Regions from separate parts of the Mus musculus genome. Here all the other regions are linked to region 3. The links are chromatin loops, found by intact Hi-C in ENCODE. Cell type or tissue: heart. All regions are shown on one strand.

The links. A loop is a pair of places that touch in the nucleus more often than their neighbours do. Peaks named below come from ENCODE experiments on the same cell type or tissue, not always from the same donor. Only the 100,000 strongest peaks of a DNase experiment are listed, where the experiment ranks them.
Region 1: it touches region 3 in a loop (1.9-fold over the local background); 2 of 42 quality-filtered maps call a loop at or near these places.
Region 2: it touches region 3 in a loop (2.0-fold over the local background); 6 of 42 quality-filtered maps call a loop at or near these places.

The regions. Positions count from the first base shown.
Region 1 is chr4:107,948,676-107,956,675 of GRCm38, reverse strand. 4930407G08Rik (RIKEN cDNA 4930407G08 gene) reads right to left here and starts at 2,744. Exons shown (of 3, transcript NR_131071.1): 1 at 2,705-2,744. In heart, a CTCF peak has its summit at 3,646 (motif pointing left); a DNase peak (open chromatin) is centred at 7,285; H3K27me3 peaks cover 546 bases.
Region 2 is chr4:107,939,658-107,947,657 of GRCm38, reverse strand. It overlaps Gm40221 (a long non-coding RNA gene), which reads right to left. Exons shown (of 3, transcript XR_867994.1): 2 at 3,909-4,056; 3 at 284-1,131. Among named protein-coding and RNA genes, the nearest start is that of Gm40221, 6.2 kb to the right of the region's middle. In heart, a CTCF peak has its summit at 3,260; no DNase peak of the experiment used is centred here; H3K27me3 peaks cover 258 bases.
Region 3 is chr4:108,113,481-108,121,480 of GRCm38, reverse strand. Scp2 (sterol carrier protein 2, liver) reads left to right here and starts at 2,934. Exons shown (of 16, transcript NM_011327.4): 1 at 2,934-3,102. The coding sequence starts at 3,034. In heart, CTCF peaks have their summits at 2,939, 3,272 and 3,481; a DNase peak (open chromatin) is centred at 2,930; H3K4me3 peaks cover 865 bases; H3K27ac peaks cover 921 bases.

The DNA.
Region 1 (8,000 bases), 160 kb after region 3:
AATCAAGGATGATTTCCTGATCTTTGTTTGAGCAGGTAAAAGACAACTGTATTTCTTTAGAAGTCAGTTTGATCACATAATCAAACTGCACTATAATTCTCCATTCATGCCCGATGAAAGAATGGTGTTTAGTAATAAGTTGCAAGAACTTTGTAGCCAACAAGATTTATTGGCCAAATGTAGACATTTAAGTCTCAGCCAGTCCCATAGCTGTCTCCATCGACAGAGATCAGTGTGAACATCACCTATTTTGTTTATCTTGTCAATCTCCCTCTTCTTGTCCATAGATAACCTCTTCAGGAGGGCCTCTCTTTGTCATGTCTGATTTTTATCAATTTGGAAGGAACTCACAGCTTTTCTTTTCCTGTGGAAATACAGGCATAACCTCTCCCTCAGTGTAACATATTCCATGTTTTCCATTCTGAGGTTAGGACATCTTTAAAATAAACAGCCTGCTTTAGTTTGAGAGGCCAGATCTTTTGTATTTAGACTCTATCTTAGAGAACCTGACCTAAGTTAACTAACAGGCCAGTACTTTGCACCAGTTTCCAGGTTAACCCCTAACAAACCTGTATCTAGCACCAGTTACCAGGTTATCCCCCAACAAAACCTGTGTCTAGCACCACTTTCCCGGTTATTCCCCAACAAATCTGCACCTCCAGGTTACAAGCCTCCCCCTGGCACTTCACTTCCTAACAACCACCAATCAGGAAAAAAGCAGAAGTTTATGGCTTGGTTCCCAGAACCAGCCAATCATGTTAAAGGACATAATGGCCCCCAATCAGATGTGTACCAGGTTAGATACCCCCTTCTTGCCTCTGTAAATGCTTGTCTGAAACTGGGCTCGGCCCCCTCCCATTCTCCTGCATCAAAGATGGTGGTGTGGCCCAAGCTCGAGCTTAAATAAAGAGACCATAATGAGATTACATCGGAATCGGCTCCTTGGTGGTCTTTTGGGGGTTCATGAACATTTCCTGGCACAGGTTCAGCAGTTTTTTCTGCAATCCAATGCCTTTCTGCAGCCATAGGTTTTTTTGCTTACTAACATTCAAAAGAAATTTAAGGTTGATAAAGCACTATGCAATCTACCTGTGGGGGTCTTTGTTACCCCTTTTAGCTTGTTAAGCACCTCTTTTAAGGTATAATTAGATCTCTCCACAATTGCTTGTCCTGTAAGATTGTGTGGTATACCCGTAACATGTTTTATATCATAATATGTAAAACATTGCTTCATCTTATTAGAGACATATGCTGGAGCATTGTCAGTCTTAATTTGTATGGGTAGTCTCATAATGGCCATAACTTCTAACGAATGCATAGTTACAGAGTCTGCCTTTTCAGAAGCTAAGGCAGTTGCCCACTGAAATCCTGAATGTCTATAGTATGGGGTTTATATTTTAGTTCGCCAAACTCCGTAAAATGAAACATATCCACTTGCCAGATTTCATTTCTTTGGGTACAATTAGGGTTACTTCTTGTAGGTAATGGGGTTTGGTTATATAAAGAACAAGTAGGACATTCCCTCACAATTTCCATGGCTTGTTGTCAAGTGATAGATAATTCTTTCTTTAAACCTTTGCTGTTAACATGGTGTGTGTGTGTGTGTGTGTGTGTGTGTGTGTGCTTTATAAAATTCTGAAGTCTCTAGTACACTTCCTATCCATAGCTGCTCAATCTCACTATTACCTTGTGCCAGAGGGCCTGGCAGAACTGTATGGGCTCTGATGTGTGTTATATACAATGGATGCTTCTTAATTTCTGATCACTGTAGCTGAATAAACAATGCCAACCATTCAGAATCATTCTGATTAAGTTCAGCAGTCTCTATATACAAAGAACTTTTTTATTGTGTAGAACAGCCTGGTCTAGAATTCACAGAGATCTGCCCATCTCTGTCTCCCGTGTCTGCTGTTATTTAGCGCAGATGTTGTGCGGTGCCTGGCCACACCCCTGACCCTTTGTTTACAGGGAATGGTGTCTTGGCCTTCTGTCCAATTCTGGCTGCAGCAGCAAACTTAATGTTGCATTTCTGCACGCCATGAGTATTGAGCGTTAATTCCCTTAGGACAGGACAGGGTCAACCTGCTGTGCCAAGCTTGGGAGAACCTGAAGTGGCTTATCCTATAGCTGTGGTTTCCAGGAATTCTCCCCAGGTATTGCCGTTTGTGGCTGCATCCGCTGCATGCAACCTAGAGCTGGTTTCTCGCACTCTACCTGGCACTGCAGTGTTTTGCCCTTGGGAGAAGCTCCAACGTCTACTTTCTGTTTTTAAATTTAGTAGGGGCCTCTTTAAAAAGCCTCCTTCTGTACTCTCTCTGCGGGTTCCTGCTTCTTGGCTAAGAACTTTCTTTCCCAGCTATTCGTCTTGTGTTGTTCGGGGAAGCTTTGGCTTCGGTCTGTTCTTGTTCTTTATTTTTTTTGGTTTTTAGAGGCCAGATCTCTTGTCCGGCTAGCCTGACTATTTCCTGCTTTTTACCTGGGTCTTTTTAGGCTGTAAGCTTAGGTTCTAACTACCCCGTGTTGGGCAACATTTTGTTGATGGTCGGTCCGGTTCTACCTCTCATTCCCATGTCCCCAGAAATAAGACTCAGACTCAAAATATATTTACAAATACCATGGCCATTTAGCTAGGCTCTTCTCTGATTAGATATAACTTAAAATATCCCATTTATTCTAGCTTGTATTCTGCCACATGGCTGATTACCTGTGTACCCATCTTGTCACATCTTCCCAGAGAATCTCCTGCCTGGTGTTAGCATTCTGTCTAAACTCCACCCCAACAGTTACCTGGCAACAGCCAGGTATGCTCCTCCCCACAGTTACCAGGCAACAGCCAGGTAGGCCTGGCCCACTATAAAAGGGGCTGCTTGCCCCCTCCTCTCTCCCTTACTCTTGCTTCCCTCTTGCTTCTCTCTTGCCATCTTGGGCTTTTCCCTTCCCCCTCCCTTCCTCCTCTCTCCACGTGCTCATGGCCGGCCTCTACTTCTCTACTCTCTTCCTCTCTCTGCCTTTCTCTGCCTCTTCTACCCTCTTAACTCCCCTCCCCATGCCCTGAATAAACTGTATTCTATACTACACTGTCTTTGTCGTGGTGTGGCTGGGGGGGGGTGCCTCAGCATGGGCCCCCTGAGACACCCCCTTACCTCACACCTCACCACCCCCCATAGAACATATCTTAATATTATTTTATCTTTTTATAATCACAACACCTGGTTATCTCAGAATCCTTCTCCCAGATGTCCCACTTCTATTTCCTGCCTAAACCACAGGCCTTTTATGACAGGTGATGCATTCATACAATACCCAAGACAGTCTCTCTAGAGGATAGAAAGACAACTCAGGGGTTAGGAGCCCTGGCTACTCATCCCGAGGGACTGTATTAATTCCTGGCACCTACATGGTGGCTCACAACTGTAACTCCAGTTCCAGGGGCTCTGAAACTCTTTGGGGGCTTCCATGGGCACAAGGCATGTTTGTGTTGCACAGAAATTCCTGCAGGAGAAACACCCATACAGGGACTGGAGAGATGGTTCAGTGGTTATGAGAACTCAGTGCCTTTCCAGAAGACCCAGGTTTAATTCCTAAAGGTTCACAATTCTCTGTAGCTCCAGTTCCAGAGGATCTGGTGCCCTCTTTTGGTCTCCATAGGCACAAAGCATTCATGTGGTACACAGATATTCATGTAGGCAAAATACCTGTACACATACAAATAAATAGATTTTTAAAATTTAAACACATTTATTATTATTATTACTACTATCATTATTAATTTTTTAATATTCCAAGACAGGATTTTTCTGTGTAGTCCTGGCTGTCCTGGAACTCACTCTATAGACCAGTCTGGCTTCAAAATCAGAGATCTGCCTGCTTCTGCCTTCTGCAAGCTGGGATTAAAGCCACACACCGCCACGCTCAGCTTAATAATTATTTTATTTTTTAAAGATTGATTTTATTTTTAATTATGTGTATGGGTGTGGTGGTTTGAATGAGAACGGCTCCTGTAGGCTCATAGTGTGAATGTTTGGCCCCCAGTTTGTGGTGCTGCCCGGTGTGTGGGTGCTGGGAATAGAACTCAGATGATCTGCAAGAGCAGTTCACACACCTAGATATGGAGGCAGCCCATTTTTGACAGTTTTTAAGGCTCGTTTCCTCCTATGTTTGTTGTTGTCTCTGCTTCCTCCTCCTTTGTACTGACCTTCAATAAACATTTGGGGGGGCGTGTTTTAGGGGAAAAAAGGAGACTTCATGCCACACTGGGTGTAGCCAGAGCATAGGAAACCTCAAAGCCCACCCCCTCCATGATGCATTTCTTCCAACAAGATCACACCTACACCAACAAGGCCGCACCTACTAATAGGACCAAGCATTCAAACACATGAGTCTCCATCTTAGGGAGAAAATTGTCCATACCATGATTTTAATTGTAATTGCATGTAATTTATTTATCAGTTTGCATAATTAACAATTGTCTTTTTAAATGAAGGTTTATTTCCTTTAATCAGTTTAAAAATTATGTTTTCATTATTACTCTTTGTGTGTGGGGCTAGAGGACAACTTTGTGGAGTCAGTTCTCCCCTTCCACCTTTGCCTCTTCCCACTTTAGATTCACTTAAGCTCTCAATGATGATTGAGACATGATAAAAATCTGCTATTGGGTAACTGGAGAAATGACTCCCTTCTTAAGAGCACTGTCTGCTCTTCCAGAAGATCCAGGCTCAAGTCCCAGCACCCACATGGCAGCTCACAACTATCTGTCACTCCAGTCTCAGCCAACATCCTCTTCTGACCTCTGGGGGTACTAGGTGGTTTATCACACAGGACGTATATCACACAGGGTACTCATACATTTGCAGACAAAACACCCATATACATAAAATAAATAAGTTAAAAAATTTTAAATTAACTAGGAAACATTGTGTGCAAGTTATTGGCTAAAGGGACAATCTGTGCTGGTGGGGCAGAAGAAAGCTTCCTTACAGAAAAAGGCAGATGGCACTGAAGGCAGTCATAGCTCAAGAAGTGGGAATGGGGAGCTGGAAAAATGGCTCAGCGGTTAAGAGCACTGACTGCTCTTCCGAAGGTCCTGAGTTTGAATCCCAGCAACCACATGGTGGCTCACAACCACCCCTAACAAGATCTGACACCCTCTTCTGGAGTGTCTGAAGACAGCTACAGTGTACTTACATATAATAAATAAATCTTTGAGGAAGAAGAAGAAGAAGAAGAAGAAGAAGAAGAAGAAGAAGAAGAAGAAGAAGAAGAAGAAGAGGAGGAGGAGGAGGAGGAGGAGGAGGAGGAGGAGGAGGAGGAGGAGGAAGAGGAGGAGGAGGAGGAGGAGGAGGAGGAAAGAGGGAATGGTGTGGTGGTTTGAATAGACATGGCCCCCATAGACTCACGTGTCCAGATGCTTGGCCCCTAGGAAGTACCACTATTAGGAGGGGTGGCCTTGTTGGCATAGGTGTGATCTTGTTGGAAGAAATGCATCATGGAGCGGGTAGGCTTTGAGGTCTCCTATGCTCAAGCTACACCCAGTGTGGCACAAAGTCTCCTGCTGCCCATGGATCAAGATGTAGAACTCTCAGCTCTTTCTCCAACACCATGTCTGACTGCACACTGCCATGATGATAATGGACTAACCCTCTGAAACTGTAAGCCAGCTCCCAATTAAGTGTTTTCCTTTATAAGAGTTGCTGTGGTCATGGTGTCTTTTCACAGAAATAAAACCTAACTAAGACACATGGCCTTTCAACATATGCGAAGATGCCTGGCTTCATTCAAAATAAGAGAAATGGTTTGAAATTAGAGTTGGCTACACCCTAGCACATTCTACCTGTGACTTTGTGATGAAATGTGTGTGTCATTGCTGGAGAGATAGTAAACCCTCTCTGAGCTGCAATTTGACAATTTCTATAAAAGTTTCAAATCATCTCATCCTTAGTAGAACATCCTATTTCTAGAGTTACCTTAACTCTTTCTTTCTTGGATAGCGTTTCACTCTATGGTTCTGGGTGAGTAGACTAGGCTAGCCTTGAACCCACAGCCTTGTATTGGCCGCTGCCTTCTGTGCCTGACTCTTGTTTTGTTTCGTTTTGTTTTGTTTTTTTTGAGACAGGGTTTCTCTGTGTAGCCTTGGCTGTCCTGGAACTCACTTTGTAGACCAGGCTGGCCTGGAACTCAGAGAGCCGCCTGCCTCTGCCTCCCAAGTGCTGGGATTAAAGGTGTGCGCCACCATGCCCGGCTGTGCTTGGCTCTTGATACTAACTTGGAGAGGCAGGAAATGTCACAAGCAGAAGGCCAGTTCCCTCTAGCCTTTTAGAGGGAGAAAGCACCCATGCTCACAAAGTGGGATTGGTTAAATAGTCAAGCAAAGAAATGGTAGAAAAACCTAGAACAGTGATCTTTATACTTCCATATACAGGAAAAGAGAGTCTCCAGAAAGAAACACTAAGAAACGCTAAGAAAGGGGAACATAGGGATAAATGTTTGTGTTACCAATGTTTACAAGAGGCCTGGAAAGTTCCAGAAGAAAGCAATGTTTACTAGACTAGGAAAGCATGGATCAGAGCCATGGGGAATGCTTGTGGAAACAAATTTCCAGCTGTCCCTTTACTGCCTGTGACCCAGCGGGTGGGAGTGGGATCCTTCGAGTGCACATTTGATTATGTCCCCAGGGGTATTCTGTGGCACAGGGACGGCTAGGACCCTAAAAGTTGAGCCCACTGCATGGTACTCTGTAGTAATGTTGGGAGCTCCAGGGTCTGGTTGCCATCAGAGGAGAGCACAAGAGACGTAGCACCCCACCCAATTGGCCGCAGCCTAGTTCTGTGATCTCTCACAGCAGACCTCAGACTCTACGCCTGTGCAGTGGAGATGTACACCTGTCTTCAGGCTGCCCGTAGGTCACAGCTCTGTGGTGACGTGATACACACCACACAGCACATGGTAGTTATTGCGTGGATTTTCGGGGTGGTTATTGTATCAGATGTTTTCATGCTTCTCCTTTGGTTTATTAAGCAATCGATGTAAACATTTAGAAGTCATGGATTGGTGGCCGACAACCCTTGTTTTCATTGGCATTCTGAGAAATTTGTACAAACCTAACTTAGTTGCTAAGATTTAAAAGTGGGGGTCTTACATAAACACCTGGGGTTGTGGCTTCATTGGAAACATCTGTATTGTTGCAGTCAGCTCCACCTGCTGCCTTTTGCCCAGGCTCCCGGACCCCTTCTAGTTCGGGTCTTCAGTTGGAAAGGTGCCTTTACCCAGTTCATCTCACCTCACCCTTTGCCCTGAGGCAGTCGCTAACATCCTTTGGGATGATCATGTGACTTAGGCTGGGTGCAGATAATAACAACAGCAGTCACATGCACCGGTCATATTCCAGGGACTTTGCAGGCTTTAATTAATTTAATCTCAACAATAATTTTACTAGAAAATTTCACTATTCCTTTTTCACGGTTGAGAAAATTGAGGAACAGAGAAAGACAGTTTGTTCAGCCAGAAAATTCAAGATAAGGAGCTGGAGTGTAGCTTGGTGGGATAATGTGTGGTTAGCACACACAAGACCATGGGGTTCAGTCCTTAGCAGAAATAGAGGGACGTGGGAAATCACAATAGGTGCAAGCCTCATGACCCTCATCCACACTGTTTCTGTCATTTTCAGTAGAGTGTTAGCTCTCTTATTTCTTTTATGTCAAATCTTGTGTTTGTTTGTTTTGGTTTTGGTTGGGTTTTTTGTTTGTTTTTGAGTTAGGGTTTCTCTGTGTAACCCTAGCTGTCTTAGAACTTGATTTGTAGACCAGGCTGGCCTTGAACTTAGAAATCTGCTTACCTCTGCCTATGCCCCTACCCCTGCCCCTGCCCCTGCCCCTGCCCCTGCCCCTGCCCCTGCCCCTGCCCCTGCCCCTGCCCCTGCCCCTGCCCCTGCCTCTGCTTCCAAGGAGTGGTGGGATTAAAGGTGTGAGTGCCCACCACCTGGCAAACTGTCTCATTTTTTAACA
Region 2 (8,000 bases), 170 kb after region 3:
TCCCTGCTCATGGTGCACAGAAACACAAATAGACAAAATTACCCATACACATAAAAATAAGTAAATAAATCTTTTTAAGAATCCAAGGGCTAGGGGGCTAAAGAGATGGCTCGGCGCTTAAGAACACTGGCTTCACTTCTAGAGGTCCTGGGTTCAATTCCCAGCACCCACATGGCAGCTCACAACAGTCTGTATCTCCAGTTCCAGCGGGTCTGACACCCTCGCACCAATACACATAAAATAAAATTAAATAAATAATTTTTTAAAAAAAATCAAGGGCTGGGGATGTAGCTCAGTTAGTGGAGTGCTCACCTGTTGATGCAGAAAGCCCTGCATTTGATTTCTGGCACCACATAAACCAAGTTTAGGAATACATACTTGTGCCCCCCAGCACTTGAGAGGTACAAGCAGGAAGTCAGGGTTCAAGGGCATCCTTGCTGTAGCTCAACTTTGAGGCCATCCTGGGCTACTTGACACCCTGTCTCAAAACAAAACAAAAACAAAAACAAAAGAAAACCAACCAACCAACAACAAGAACAAAATCTTCACATACAGAACTTGTAAGTCTGACTCACTTACAAGGAAGAACTTTTTTCCTTGGAAATAACCAGCCATCTTCTGTCATCTATGTGATACTCATAGAAGAGAATACTGAAAACCAGATGAGGCCAGCTTGGAATACTTATTATCTCATTATCAGGTCATATTTCAGTCTGGAAACAGGGCCATGGTACACACTGGAGACTCCCGAAGATTTTATAGTAAGAACCCAAGACAAATTTCAAATTGCAAGGATCCCCTTCATAAATAGTCCCACTTTTCCGGGACAGGCTCACCGGGATCCAGCAAAGATACTGAAGTTTAAGGTGCTTGCATTGTGATTTCCCCCAGCTGGCACAGGGCAGCGGTGTGTGTCTGTGGTCCTAGTACTGGGAGACTGAGCAGAGAGGCTCACTGTGGCCAAGGTGTTTGAGACTAGCCTGATTTACAAAGTTGGATCTCAAAAAATAAAAGGAAATAAATTTAAGCAATAAAAATGTTCACTCACTCACCGTTTTCTTCCCCATGCTCCTGGAGATTAGGTAAAAAAAATTGCTGCCTATCTTCCAGAGACAGCTGAGAATAATTAACCTACAAAAAAAAATTTTTTTTAAAATTTTATGTGTATGAGTGTTTAGCCTGCATGTATGTCTCTGTACCACGTGTGTGCTTGGTGCCTGTGAGGCCCAGAAGAGGGTGCCAAATTATCCAGAACTGGAGTTAGAGATGTTTGCAAACTATCATGTGGGTGCTGGGAATTGAACCCTGCAAGAACAGCCAGGGCTCTTAAACAATGAAAAATCTCTCTAGTCCCAGCAGTAAAGAATTGTAAAAAGTTAAACATCTGGGCTTATCAGAAGACAAGAATGTTACACAATATTGTTCTATTTTTCTTCTTAATATAGTTCATTAATTTCATTTTAGGTTTTGGGGTTTTGGTTTGGTTTGGTACTGGGAATTGAACCTAGTGCCTTCTTCATGTGAAGCAACTGCTCTACTCCCGACCTGTCTTCCCAACCCCAGCCCATTGTTTTAAATTGGCAAATCAAATGATATATATTTATTCAGGGACGCTCGGTCTTGTTCTTAATTACTACTCACTGCCATTGTCAATGATCCCTGTAGCTGTTTTCCATAACAGAGATGTAATATTCCATTTCAGTGAGGACCTTGTGTTGACTAGTCTTATGTCAACTTGACACAAGCTATAGTCATCTGAGAGGAGGGACCTTCAAGGAGCAAACACCTCCACAAGATCCAGCTATATGCAGGCAAGTCTGTAGGGCATTTAAAATTAGTGACTGATGGGGGGAGGACCCATCCCATTGTGAGTGGGCCACCCCCGGACCGCTGGTCCTGGGTTCTATAAGAAAGCAGGCTGAGCAAGCCATGGGAAGCAAGCCAGTAAGCAGCACCCTTCCATGGCCTCCGCATCAGCTTCTGCCTTCATGTCCTGCCTGATTTGGGTCCCTGTCTTGGCTTCCCTCAATGGACTGTGATTCAGACACGTAAGCCAAAGAAGTCCTTTTCTTCTCAACTTGCTTTTGGTCATGGTATTGCGTCACATCAACAGAAACCCTAATTAAGACACAGATTTGGGCTGGTGAGATGGCTCAGTGGGTAAGAGCACCCGACTGCTCTTCCGAAGGTCAGGAGTTCAAATCCCAGCAACCACATGGTGGCTCACAACCATCCGTAACGAGATCTGACTCCCTCTTCTGGAGTGTCTAGGACAGCTACAGTGTACTTTAAATAAATAAATAAATCTTAAAAAAAAAAAGACACAGATTTTTCATATTTCTGAGTTAAAGTGGTTATATGCATACATATATAGAGAGCATATGGTTCAACAAACAGCCCAGGGTCACAGGGGACCACATATTTGACAGAGATCTGAAATTGCTCTCGCCTTATGAAGGTATATATAGCCATTAAGTCACTGTACAACTCATGACTCTCGTGTTTGTGGTGGTGCTACGCTCTGGTGATTGTGGAAAACTGCACACAGCTCTGTATGGAGACTGATACCTGATACTGGTAACAGGTGGCACTATTGCTAGTTGACTTTTGCCACAGTACTATACTTTCTGCTGTTATTTCAGAGGGAGCACCCTCTACATTTAAGACAACTGGTCGACCCTACAGCAGGCTTCCTTGTGAGAGCATCAGCAGCTTCAGGAAGTTCTCCCCAAGCTTTAGGTGGCTGCTGCATAGACACCAATCTTTCCAGGCCAGAGGGTTCAGGGACATTCAGGTGCTTCTGCGGCATGAAGCTGAGAGCATCATTGGGCCCTAGAGTCTTACAAATTGAAGTTCTGTTTGTACATCGAAGAAACTACCCTGGGATCTCGAATTTCTTAGCGGCTCTTTGAAGGTAATGACTCCAGAACTCACCAAACTCCTATGTATGAGTTGAAAATCCTATGTATGTGGTGAAAATGAACTGTGACTCTCTGGAGAAGGCCACCCCCACGCCAGGGCAGGTCTTCTTGCCCTGAGCCACTTTCTTTTCTCTGTTCCTGTGCTTAAATAATAAACTCCAACTCTGCTGCATATTGGCTTAGGCTGAAAGTCTTTTCTGAGGCAAAGTCAAGGATTTGGCATTACAGGTATCCAAAAAGAACTCTTCAGGGTGTTTGAGATGTCAGAGATACAGTTGGAGCTGTGTCTCTGGCTGGTGCCCTGCCATTGCTGACATAGGACAGTTGAACTCTGGTTGCCAGTCTCTGCTGCCCTCAGCCTGGGAGCCACAGCTCTGCTGTAGTAATCTGCCAAGAACAGTCAGGACTTGGGCAGTGGCTGGCAGCGTTCCACCCGCCCCCACCACCAACTAAAGGCCAACTAGAGACTGCCAAATATGTTCCCAAGCAATCACATAAAGAAATGTTTCTAGTCTCTCTCTCTCTCTCTCTCTCTCTCTCTCTCTCTCTCTCTCTCTCTCTCACACACACACACACACACACACACACACACACACACACCTTCCTGATGAAGGCCAAGACTATATCATGGAGTCTTTTTTATACTATAAACTTTTCCTGATTCTGGCTTACCTTTGAATTTATGCCAAATACAAGTGATGGTAGGTGACTCCCTTGCTCTAGCAAGTTCTGAATTGCTAGCCCGTGGTCTTTACCTCCTCCAAGAGCCTCTCCTCAGTGGCCCGAGTGCTCTGAGACTCCTACCTCTCACCGGTAGCTATTGTCTCTGAAGTTGAACAGTAATAGCCAGGGCAGCTCCCTCCATGCAGTGCACGCTACACATAAATCCCCTTCTAGTTTGCAGGGGGTGTCCTGCTACAGACCCATGCTCTCAAAGTATGCTTGCTCTCAGAGTATGCTCACAGAGATAAACAAACCCAGGATTACCTTGTCACTCTTTGTGAGATGCCCAGTTAACTCCTAGTTATTCTGAATTCTTGAGAAAATGGAATCTTCTGAACCAAGGAGATGGCTCAGTTGGGGACATGCTTGCTGTGAAGGCTTGAGCATGTGAGTTCCTTATCCAGCATCCATGCTAAAAAAAAAAAAAAAAAGTCAGGCTGTTTGTACCTATAGTCACAGTGCTGAGGACATGGAGACAGGAGGGTTCCAGGGGCTTGCTGGCCACTAGTCTAACTGATCTGTATGCTCTAGTGAGAGACCCTGTTTCAAAAAGCAAGGTGGAGGAGCTAGATGGACGGCTTCACTGTTAAGAACACTGGTCCTTCCCAAGGACCCGGATTTGATTCCTAGCACCAGATCTGTAGTTCCAACCCCAGAGAATCCAACGCCCTCCTCTGGCCTCCTTGAGCATTGCAGACACCCGCTACACATACATGTCATCCAAACAACCATACATTGAAAAAAACTTGTTCATGAAAAAAAGGATGGAAACGGATTATGAAAGACCCCCAGCATCAAGCCTCTACACTCTGTGTGATACATGTTGCACGCATGCGCGCACAGAATGGGGTTTTCTTGTGAAGTAGATTTTCTGACAGGGGTGTGTCTAATTTCACAAAGATTGTAGTAAGAAGTCAGAAGCAATAGCCAGATGTAATAATGGTCCACCCTGTAATCATAGCACAGAGAGTATCAGGAGTTGGAGGCCAGCATGGGCTACATAGGGAACAAGACCTCATCTCAAATGGAGTTGTAAGTCCTTGGGAACAGCGTGAGTCACCGCGCTATGCTGAAGCTGGCTGGCTGCGACTAGGGTGGAGTGGCTAACCCTGGCCTCAGGCTACGATAGAACTAAGCATCACAGAAGCTCCTTCTCTCAAATTTATTGCTCATAAAATTGGTTGCCAACCACCTTCATCCTTCCCCCATGTCCCTGGATCTCCGAGTTGTTTAGATTAAGGGTAGACGGGCTGTGGGTAGATACAGAGAGATGCAGAAGGCAGCGGAGACAAAGGAAGAGGCTCCCTAGGAGGGTCCTTCAAATCCTGTTCTGGCCCACAGTGCTGAGACCCCCACTTTCCATCTTCCCAGCTCTGTGAAGCACACGTAATGCCTCCCAAAGCAGGGAGAATCCTGTTTCCTGAGCGTGGTAGACAGTTCTGTGTCTGCCTTTAAGAAAAAAAGAAAGAAAGAAAGAAATTTGAAATTCCAAACATCCTTTTCAAGCTCCGTTCAGCTCTTTTTATGGCTGTGTTTGGACAAGCTGAGCAAATGAAACGTAACATCCAACTTGGGGGCTTTGGTTGATCACCCCGTGTTCTGTCTGAGGGAAGTCTAAAAGTGTGCGTCATGGAGGACTCTAAAAGCCCCAGACGGCCCTGCCTCCACCCCTGCCTTCTCACCCCTCTGCCTCTTCTTGTTCCATCTATAGTAGGATTCTTGTTTCCCAGCCCCCTGTGCCCTTTCCAGAGCCATCTCCATGTCCGTTGTTTGGTGTGGCCTCTCCTCTCAATCCATCTGATGAAACCAGTGGTCCCCTAAGACTCATCACACGTGTAAGCCCAGTATCCAGGAAGCAGAATGACTTAGTCAGGGTTTCTGTTGCTGTGGTGAAACGCCATGAGCAAAAGCCATGGGGAGGAAAGGGTTTCTTTCAGCTTTAAATTCTCAGGTCACACTCCATCACTGAGGGAAGTCAGGGCAGGCCCTCAAGCAGGGCAGGAACGTGGGGTAAAGACTGAAGCAGAGACCACAGAGGGGTGCTGTTTACTGGCTTGCTCCTTATGGCTTGCTCAGCCTGCTTTTCTATGTAGCCCAGGATCGCTTGCCCATGGTGAATGGGCTGCCCCCACCCTGTATCAATCATTAACCATATCAATGAGGAATCAAGAAAACGTCCCACAGGCCTGCCTATAGGTCAATATGGTGAGGACATTTTCTTAATAGAGATTCTCTCTTCTGAAATGACTATAGGCTGTATCATGTTAATGTAAGAAAGCAGCCAGCCTATGGCAAGGGGACCAGTTGTTCAAGGCCATCCTCGGCAGCATAGCAAGTTCAAGGCCAGTCTGGAATGCTGGAGATCCTGTCTCAACTCCCACCCCCTCGTAAAACAACACCAACATAACCACATTCATGCAACCTTCATGCACATCTTAGAGAAAGAACCATTTATCATCATGGTGCACCCACAATGCCTTTCACTCCCCAGCACACGTGGATCACACTGGATATCTGCTCTCCACAGCAGGACTGCATCCCCCTCAGGGAGGGGGCCATGTCTTGCCTTCACTCTCCTGTAGGCCACTGTCCTGGGATGGTTACATGATTGGAAGCAGAGACTTAATTTCCTCTGGCTTGCTCCTTGTGGCTTGCTGTAAGGGTTGGTGCCTAGGTGGGTAAAGAGCTTGTTGAACAAATTGGAGGATCTGAGTTCAGATCCCTAGAACCCACATAAAATCCCAACATAGTAGCACACATCACTCACCAGGCATGCCCTACGGGGAGGTTGGAGAAGAGGTGGGAGGTGGACACAGGAGAATCTCAAAACCTGGAAGATCAACTACTGTGGCATATGTGGCTGTAAGCAAGTGACCATTTCTCAAAGTGGACGGCAAGGCTCAACACCCAAGGTTGTTCTCTGGTCTACACAGTTGCACTCCCACACATGAACACTCACACACACACACACACACACAAGCACACAAGAGTAAATTAAATATGTAGGAAATACTGCAGTAGAGCTATGGAGGGGCTCGGGGAGCGGTGCAGCGCTGGGTGCCAGCAAACTTTCAGTTGGCGTGAACTAGTACAGAGGATTTTAACTGCTCCAGAAATAGAGCATACCAGTGCAGTCTGTATTCCTAGTGATTGAAATGGGTGCAGTAAAGAAGCCAAAATAGGGCTGCCTTGTCTGGCCTCAGGAGGAGAGGATGCACCTAGCCCTGCAGAGACTGATGTGCCAAGGTTGGGAGATACCCAGGTGGGCCTCCACCCTCTCAAAGGAGAAGAGGAGGGAGTGGGGGAGGGACTGTGTGAGAGGGATTAAGAAGAGGGGAGGCAGTGGTCATAGGGATGTAAAGCAAATAAACAAATATATTAATGGGGAAAAAAGAAAACTCATGCTTTCGGTAATACTGCTTAATAAAATTCTACAGACTGCTTAAAAAGAAAAGTAAAAAGTAAAAACAGACACACTCTGTGGGTAAAAAGGGAAAAGTTTAGTCCAAATTGCCAAGGGTGTCTCTAGGGAAAACAGAGAGACCAACTGAGGGTGGCGGTGGGGGTGGAGAGTAGGGGACTGGGGATACAGGGTGTCATATTTCCAGGGTTTAAAGGAGAACGGCTACCTGGGTGGAGGGGAACATGTAAACTGGGGTGGAGAACAGGTGTGTAACAAGTATCTGTTGAGTAGAGATTGAAGGAGCCTAGAAGCAACCACAGGTCTAGGATATGAGAATGGGCACCTCAGGCATATGTTAATGGAAGAAAAGGAGAACCCTTCCTTTAAACAGGTAGAAGCTATTTTCCGAAGTCCCTGATAGGGTGCAGGCTTTTTTCTAAAGGCTAGACTTTGGGAAAAGGGATATCTTGGGACCAGACACCTAGCACTCAGGAGACTGAGACAGGAGGATTACAAATTCAAGGCCAGTCAGAGTTACATGGTCAGACCTTGTATAAAAATCAAAAGAGAAAGGGGAGGAAGAGAGTGAGAGGAAGAGGAAGTAGAGAGGACCAGGAAATGAGGAGGAAGGGGAGACAGAAGAGGAGGCGGGGGCTCTCCTCTTGTGTGAAAGCATCAAGGCCTAAGGACACACAGCAGATACCTCAGAGAGGGATTTGAGGTTAACAGTGCCCCACTCCTCCTCTGCCCAGCTCTGAGGGAGAGAAGAGAAGGGCAGGCTTGGAGAGGGAGAGCTCTCTGCCACTATTCCAAGTGGCTCCAAGGTCCTCTTTCACATCCCCTCTTGCCTTCTCCATCCTGTCCCTCCATCCCAGAAGCTGACCTATGAAGACACACTAGGGCTGGTCTTCAGCTTCAGGTGGGGTGCACGCAGATCATGAGGGTAGGATTAG
Region 3 (8,000 bases):
CTCTCATAGCTAGAGTTTATGAATACCCACCCTTAAAGATTAGTTTCTTTTACGTGTGTGAGTGTTTTGGCTGCATGTTTGTATGTATGCCACATGTGTGCCCAGTTTCCATGGAGGTCATTAGAGGGCATCAGATACAATAGAACTAGACTTCCAGATAGAACTGGACTCCCAGTTGTGAGTGTCCGATGTGGGTGCTGGGAATGGAACCCAGGCCCTTTGTAAGAGTAGCAGGTACTCTTAGCCACTGAGCCTTCTCTTCAGCTCCAAATGCCCACCCATCTACCAGTCTAAAAACAATTACAAGAGGTGTCTTAGAGAGAGAGTGTTCTTCTGGCTAAATGATGCTTTCTGCCATGGAGACCTATGAGGGGCTCTTACTATAGGTTCTAAGGGTTAGAAAGGGTCTCAGAGCTGGGCAGTGATGGCATATGCCTTTAATTCTAGCACTTGGGAGGCAGAGGAAGGTGGATCTCTATAGGTTCAAGGGAAGCATGGTCAGTTCCAGGAAAGCCAAGGCTATACAGAGAAACTCTGTCAAAAAAAAATTAAAAAGAGCTCAGAAATTGTATACACATGAACACACACAATCCATACAGTCAAATTCCCCTTCTCTTCCTTATTCCATGCTGCGTAGGTTGGTCTCAATATTTGAGCTCAAGCTATTGTCTTAGTTCAACTTCCCAACTAACTATTTCAACAGCTAGCCTGCCCCATAGCAACTGTACGGAGTCAATTGGAGCACTGATCAGTGAATCACTGCTTCTAGAGGAAACAGGATTAGCTTTCTGAGTGTGTGACAATTCTGTCAAGCAAGCACCACAAGATATTCCTTGTTTTGTGTATAAAATTATTGTTTACGGATTTGTCAATAATGAAGCAAGGCCAATAGTGTTAGTCTCACTAGGTTTGTCAATAAGCCTTAAGCACGAGAAGGCAGAAATGCAACAAAGGGGGAGGGTACTGGAAGGACCAAGTAAGACCTTGGAAATCATGGGTTTACATTGTGAGAGCTGGATTAAGAGGGTAGATTGTGTCCTAGTCTGTCCACAGATGAAAGGATGGCTTTGGGAAACATACCGTTCATCATCTCACATGTTGATTGTAGAGTTACAAACAAAGGTGAGTAGGCTAGCCCACAAATACAGACTCTTCAAATAACAATCGGCAGGTTAAAAGAACTTCCAATCAGTTAAGTTGAAGGATAAATCTGATTTTTTTTTTTTTTTTGGAGACAGGGGCTTTCTACATAGCTTTGTCTGTCCTGGAACTGGCTGTGTAGACCAGGCTGACCTTAAACTCATAGATAGCCAGCCACCTGCCTCTGCTTTCCCAAGTGTTAGGATCTGCTTGCTTTCCCAAGTGTTGCTCTGCCACATAAGAAATAATTCACACATAAGATAGGCATTATTCATAATCAAAAGAGGCTCAGGGAGCTCAGCTTTCGAACATGGACAATATTTACAGCTAGAACAATGGAAGGACAGTAAAGAAATAGTAACAGACGAGCAGTCGCTTTACCAGACATGGTCTGACCGATCGGATTATGCTTGACTGGCTGTTACAAAAAAATATGCATAGTTGCTGGGCAGTAATGGCCCAAGTCTTTAATCCCAGCTCTTGGGAGGCAGAGACAGGCGGATTTCTGTATGTGAGGCCAGCCTGGTCTACAGAGCAAGTTAGCCCCCCCCATGCACATTATAACTTCTTCTTCTTCTTCTTCTTTTTTTTTTTTTTTTTTTTTGAGACAGGGTCTCACTTTGCAGATGATTCCAGGCTGGACTTGAATTTGTTTTGAGGCATGTCCACCAGAGAACAGCACACAGACAGTCTGTTTTTTTTTTTTTTTTTAAGATTTATTTATTATTATACATAAGTGCACTGTAGCTGTCTTCAGACACACCAGAAGAGGGCGTCAGATCTCAACTCAGGACCTTCAGAAGAGCAGTGTTCTTACCCGCTGAGCCATCTCGCCAGCTCAGACACAGAAACTCTTTTTTTTTTTCTTTTAAAGGGGATAGTAATAGAGACACAGACACTCTTTTTTTTTTTTTTTTTTTTTTAAGTTTAGGGGATAGTAATATATACCTTTTTTTCCTATTTATTTATTTATTTATTTATTTATGACTGTAGCTGTCTTCAGACACCCCAGAAGAGGGCATCAGATCGCATTTCGGATGGTTGTGAACCACCACGTGGTTGCTGGGATTTGAACTCAGTACCTTTAAGAACAGTCAGTGCTCTTAACCGCTGAGCCATCTTTCCAGCCCGACACAGACACTCTTAAGGCTGAGAACAAACTTCGTATTGATGGCTCCTGGCTACAGAGGATACTTGTCCAATCATGGAAACCCACATTCTGGTTGGCACACTTCAATTAGCAAGAAACAGAACTACGGAAGCCAAAACGTAAGGTTACCACATTTAGAGACTTTCCTGTTTCCTGGAACTATGGACCAGGTCTTTGATGGATTTTGGTCTTTGTACCATTTTTGGCAGAGATCTGCCTGCCTCTTCCTCTCGTGTGGAGATATTAAAGGTGTGAACCACTAAGCCCTGATCTGACTTAATTTTTAAAAAACATCTTATCCGCACATAGAATTCTGACTTTATTAGTGTACATCGTGCTTTTTGCTCATATACTGCGTGTTGTAACTACTCTCACACATACAGAACGTCTCTAACACTCTAGAGAATCCCCACAGGATTCTGAGTTTCCTCTGAGGCCAGAGCTTCCATTTTAGGCCTTCCCTCTCTCACTGTAAAAAGAGGAAGCACAGAAACCGAGGCCTCCTTGAGAAACTTTGCCTGAGTCTAACACAGTAGGTCAAAAGAACCCATAAAGGACTTGGCTCTAGGATCGCCACGCATGCGTACATCCTCTACCCTGCCTCCTCCGGTCGGTTCCCGTAACTCGGCCCCGCCCCTGACGCTGCGGCCCCGCCCCCGACGCCTGGGGTTGGGATAATCGGACCCGACCCGGCTTTGGTTCTGCAAAGCCTCAGTCTGTAGGAGACCTTCGCTGCTGGAGCCATGCCTTCTGTCGCTTTGAAATCTCCGCGCCTGCGCCGGGTGTTCGTGGTCGGCGTTGGCATGACCAAGGTAAACAGAGTTGTGAGCAGCGAGAGATCTGCCTCTGTTATTCCCCGCAGTCCGAGGCGACAGGGAAGCGCGGCAAGGGGACGGTCACAGTCTGCGCTGCTGTCCCTCTGACCTTTCCCTCCAGAGAGGCGACCTGAGGGTGTATGATGCTGTCACTAGGGTCTCAGTATCTTGGGCTTGTTCTCTCAGTCATTTTTTTTTTTTTTAAAGATTTATTTATTTATTATATGTAAGTACATGTAAGTAAGTACATTGTAGCTGTCCTCAGATACTCCAGAAGAGGGCATCAGATTTCGTTACGGATGGTTGTGAGCCACCATGTGGTTGCTGGGATTTGAACTCCGGACCTTCGGAAAAGCAGTCGGTGCTCTTAACCACTGAGCCATCTCGCCAGCCCCTCTCAGTCATTTTTTTATTCGCCTTCCTGTTTGCTTATTCTAGCTTTTTAGTCTGTGAAGGAGCCCCCAACACAGCACAAATCTCACACTTCCTTAGATTCTAAATCCCGAGTAGGCCGGCCGGGTGGTTCACATCTCTAGTATGAGCTTTAGGAGATGCAGCCAGGAGAACTGCTGCGAGTCTGAATCATATCAAGACCTTGTTTCACAAAACAAAGCAAACCAAACCGACAAACAAAACAAAACAAACAAACATGTGGTTGCTGGGATTTGAACCCAGGACTTTCAGAAGAGCAGTCAGTTCTCTTACCCGTTGAGCCATCTCGCCAGCCCTATCTTGTCTTTCTTACCTCTAGAGCCTTGAGCTTAGCTCTAATTTACTTTGATGCACTGGGATTCTTTGTTCAGATGACTATATTCTCCTAATGTATTGCTACAGGGTGGGTACCACAATTATTTACTGCTGTATCACTCACAGTGATAAATCACTCGTGCCTAATGACAGTGAATGTTAGATGATTGATATTAAATGGATTTACTGGTGAAAGAGTTACTGTGAAGAATCTTTTTGTACTGTAAAAAAAAAAAACAAAACCCAAATTTTACATTATCTTAGTAACAGGTGAAAACAAATAATTTATTCAAAACATGTAAATAGAAAAGTTGACTAATATGTTCTAAAACTTAAAGGGCATCCCACTGTTTCTCAGAGGGGGAGCTTCTCATATAGTAAGTAGGTGGGCAGTAAAACTTTCCAGAATATTCTCTAGATTTTTTTTTAAAAAAGTATCTTATATGGCCCTGGCTGGCTTTAAACTTCTGATTCAGTCTCTCAAACTGCCCCCCCCCCTCTGAACCTGCAAGTGTCCCTGATCCCCATGCCCTGCTAGTATGTTGTTCCATTTTAAAGTGTCTTCCCATGATTGCTTAATGTCTGTTTATATGGGCTGTATAGAAAAAGCATAGTTTCTGAAAAAAAAAAAAAGATATGTTTAATTTTTTTCTAGTTGGGAGGTGGAGGTGAAGGGGATATTAATATTCCTTAGGGAAGAGAAAAAGGAATTAAAGATGGTTTCATCATTTAAGCATATATGCAGTACATGTGCTATGTGTTATATGTGAGGGTGACCGTGACAAAAATGAATAAAAGCAAGATTGGGCAGGGGACATGACTCACTCGGTAGACTGCTTGCCAAACATGCATGAAGCCCTGGGTTCTATCCCTAGTCTGCATACACCAGGCATGGTGATGTCCACCCATTGTTCCAGCATTCAGAGGGTAGAGACAGGAGAATCAGAAGTTCAAAGCTGTCCTCAAGTTTACATAGCAAGTTCAGAGCCAGCCTAGCTTTTGTAAGACCTTACTTTAACCAAAGAGCAAGGGTCAGCAAAGATGGCCAGTGTGTGAAAGGCTTGACAGTCAGAGTTTGGCCCCTTGCCCTCACTTAGTATGAGTGTGCCCCCTACACATATACACACATACTTACACACTAACAAACTGAAGATATTTATTTTATAAATATAGTATTTGTATCATATATAATATAATTTTTATAAATAAAAAATATATATTTATTTATTTATTATATTTTTTGAGACAGGGTTTCACTGTGTAGCCTGGGCTGTCTTGGAACTCACTCTGTAAACCCAGCTGGCCTTGAACTCACAGAGATCTGTCTGCCTCTGCTTTCCGAATACTGGGATTAAAGACAGATTTTTAAAAACCCACATAAACAAACAAAAAAGAAGAAAGAGAGAGAAAAAAGGAGAGTTTGACATTTTTAGTTAAGCAAGGAAGATTGAAAAAATGAACTTATCTCTTGGTTTTTTTTTCTTCCAAGTATCATTAAAACAGTGAGGAACAATACACATTGGAGCAGCAACTGTAGGAGAGATGCCAGAAAATATTAAAAGCGGATGGAAGCCAGGTTTGGTGGCATCCCGGCACTCTGCAGGTGGTGGCAGAATTGTCTCAAAACCAAACAAAACCCAACTACCACAAAAAAGGGGAATTAATTGAAATTCTCCGTGTGATGCTACCTAGCTTTGTTTGTAGGAAACATACCCAAATGTATACTACCTTCCTGGCAGAGGTTGGGGGAAATATTTGAAATGATTCCAGGAAAAAGTCAGCTTGATGTGACATTGTCTTGTGGTGAAACTTAGCAGATGATGAGTTTCACTCATGCTCAGACACCTTAAATAGCATTAAATAACATTAAAAAAAGGCTAATGTTACTGTGTGTATGGGGTGTGTGTGTTTGTGTATGGTGTGTGTGTGTGTATGGTATGTGTGTATGGTGTGTATGTGTGTATGGTGTGTGTGTGTGTATGGTGTGTATGTGTGTGTGTGTTGTGTGTGTGTGTGTGTATGGTGTGTATGTGTGCACGTGTTTGTGCACATGCAGTGGTGAGCACTCTCTGAGCTCAGATGACAACTTTGTGGAGTTGATTTTGTCTGTCCATCTTTTTGTGAGTTGTGAGGAGTCCGGGTCACCAGACTTATATGGCAAGCACCTTTTACCTGCTAAACCATCTTGCCAGCCCTGTTGAAACTTTTTATTACTTTTTAAATTGGTTATTGGCCCTGAGGATCAAACCCAGTGCCTTAAGCTGGGAGATGCTGTAACACTGAGGTAGGGTCCTAAGCTTCCAGGATAGGAAGTTTGAAGGCAGCCTGAGCACACAAGAAGCCCTGTCTCAAAAATCCAACAAACAAACAAACAAACAAACCAACAGTGAATGCACAGAAATACTGAAGCTGAGTGGGAAGCAGTAATGTGAATATAATGAGATTTTTCATCTGTTAAAACTATTCCTAGCACGACCACACGAAGAGACCTAGAAACAGTAACCAAATCAATGGTACTCTAGATGCTAAGACCTAGGTCCTGAAATATCTTTATTTTTTTTCCAGAGAGAGGGTCTTACTTAATCCCATTCAGGCCTCAAACTCACTATGTAGCTGTGGATAACTTTGAACTTGTAACCCTCCTGCCTCTGCCTCCTGAATATCCAGATTACAGATGTGTGCTACCATGTCCTGTTTCTGTGCTCCTGGGGATAGGGCCCATGCGTGTTAGATACTCTACTGACTGAGTTAGACCTCCAGGCTCCCAGGCCCTTAACCCCTGAAATATCTTTTTCTGTGTAGAGAACCAATTGGTTGAAGAAATTACAAAATCTAGGTGAGGTAAGAAATGATCAAGATAAGTCTGGTGACTTTTGTCAGTTAATTGTGAAGAAATCAGAGCCCCTTTGGGTTATGTCAAGAGTCAGGTGTCAGGGTGACTAGGACAGTTGAACTTTTTGTGTGTGTGTACCCATGTGTGAAAGGCTAGAGACAACCCCAGGTAATGTTCCTCAGGCACCTAGTCTATCTTGTTGTATTGTCACGGGTCCCTCTCCCTCCCCCTCCCTCTCCCCTTCCTCCCTCCCCCTCCCTCTCCCCTCCCCCTTTTCCCTTCCCCTCTCCCCCTCCCCTCCCCCTCCCATCTCTGACTCACTAAGGTGGTAGATGGCTAGCCAGTAAGTTCTTGTGATCTGTCACCCCAGGGCTAGAGTCATTAATAGATGTCCACAGTGGGCCTTACACAAGGCAAGCAGTTTTCCAGCTAAGCCACTTCCCTAGCTCAACCATTTGACCTTTAAACATGATAATAGTTAACAGATCAAAGCCCCATTATGCGTGTCTAAATACACATGCTTATATCTTAAAAGTAAATCTTTGTAGGACATTGTGAACCTATCTGTCTTCTTCAAAACTGGCAAATAAAGGGCCGCTATCATCGAGCTGTAGTTATTACCAATGATAAAGTTCAAATTCCTAGGAGTCTTGTATCTGCTAGGCGAGTTCTCACTGAAATAAGGAAACATCGTTAATGAGGTAAGTGTGGACGTTAACAAAGGTGAAGCTGAGAACTTTTATTAAAATTTGGAAGAGATGTATAACTCATAGAATTACTAATGTTTTGTTTGTTTTTTGAGACAGGGTTTCTCCACATAGCCCTGGCTGTCCTGGAACTGATTATGTAGACCAGGCTAGCCTTGAACTCACAGAGATCTGCCTGCCTCTGCTCCTGAGTCCTGGGGTTGAAGGTGTGTACCACCACACCTGGCTAGAATTACTAATTAATTTTTTAAATTAATTATTTTATTTATATCTCAAAAGTTGCTTCCCCAATCCCTCTGAATTATTAATTTTTAAATTTTGTTTTACTTGGAGACAGGATGTGGTTAGTCTAGGTTGGCCATCAGCTCGCTGTGTAACAGTAATGACTCTTCAGTTCTTTATGAAGGGTTCGTTGGTACGGTTTCAGATCCCACATTACAATTGATCTTAAAATTCTTTCTACTTGTTCAGTTTTACTTAGTATTAAAAAGAGATATCCACAGTGGGGACGTGGCTCAGTGGCAGAGTCTCCACACACCAAGACCCTGTTTTCTTGTTGTTTTTTGTTTGGTTGCCTTTTTTGTTTTTGAGACAGGGCCTCACTATGT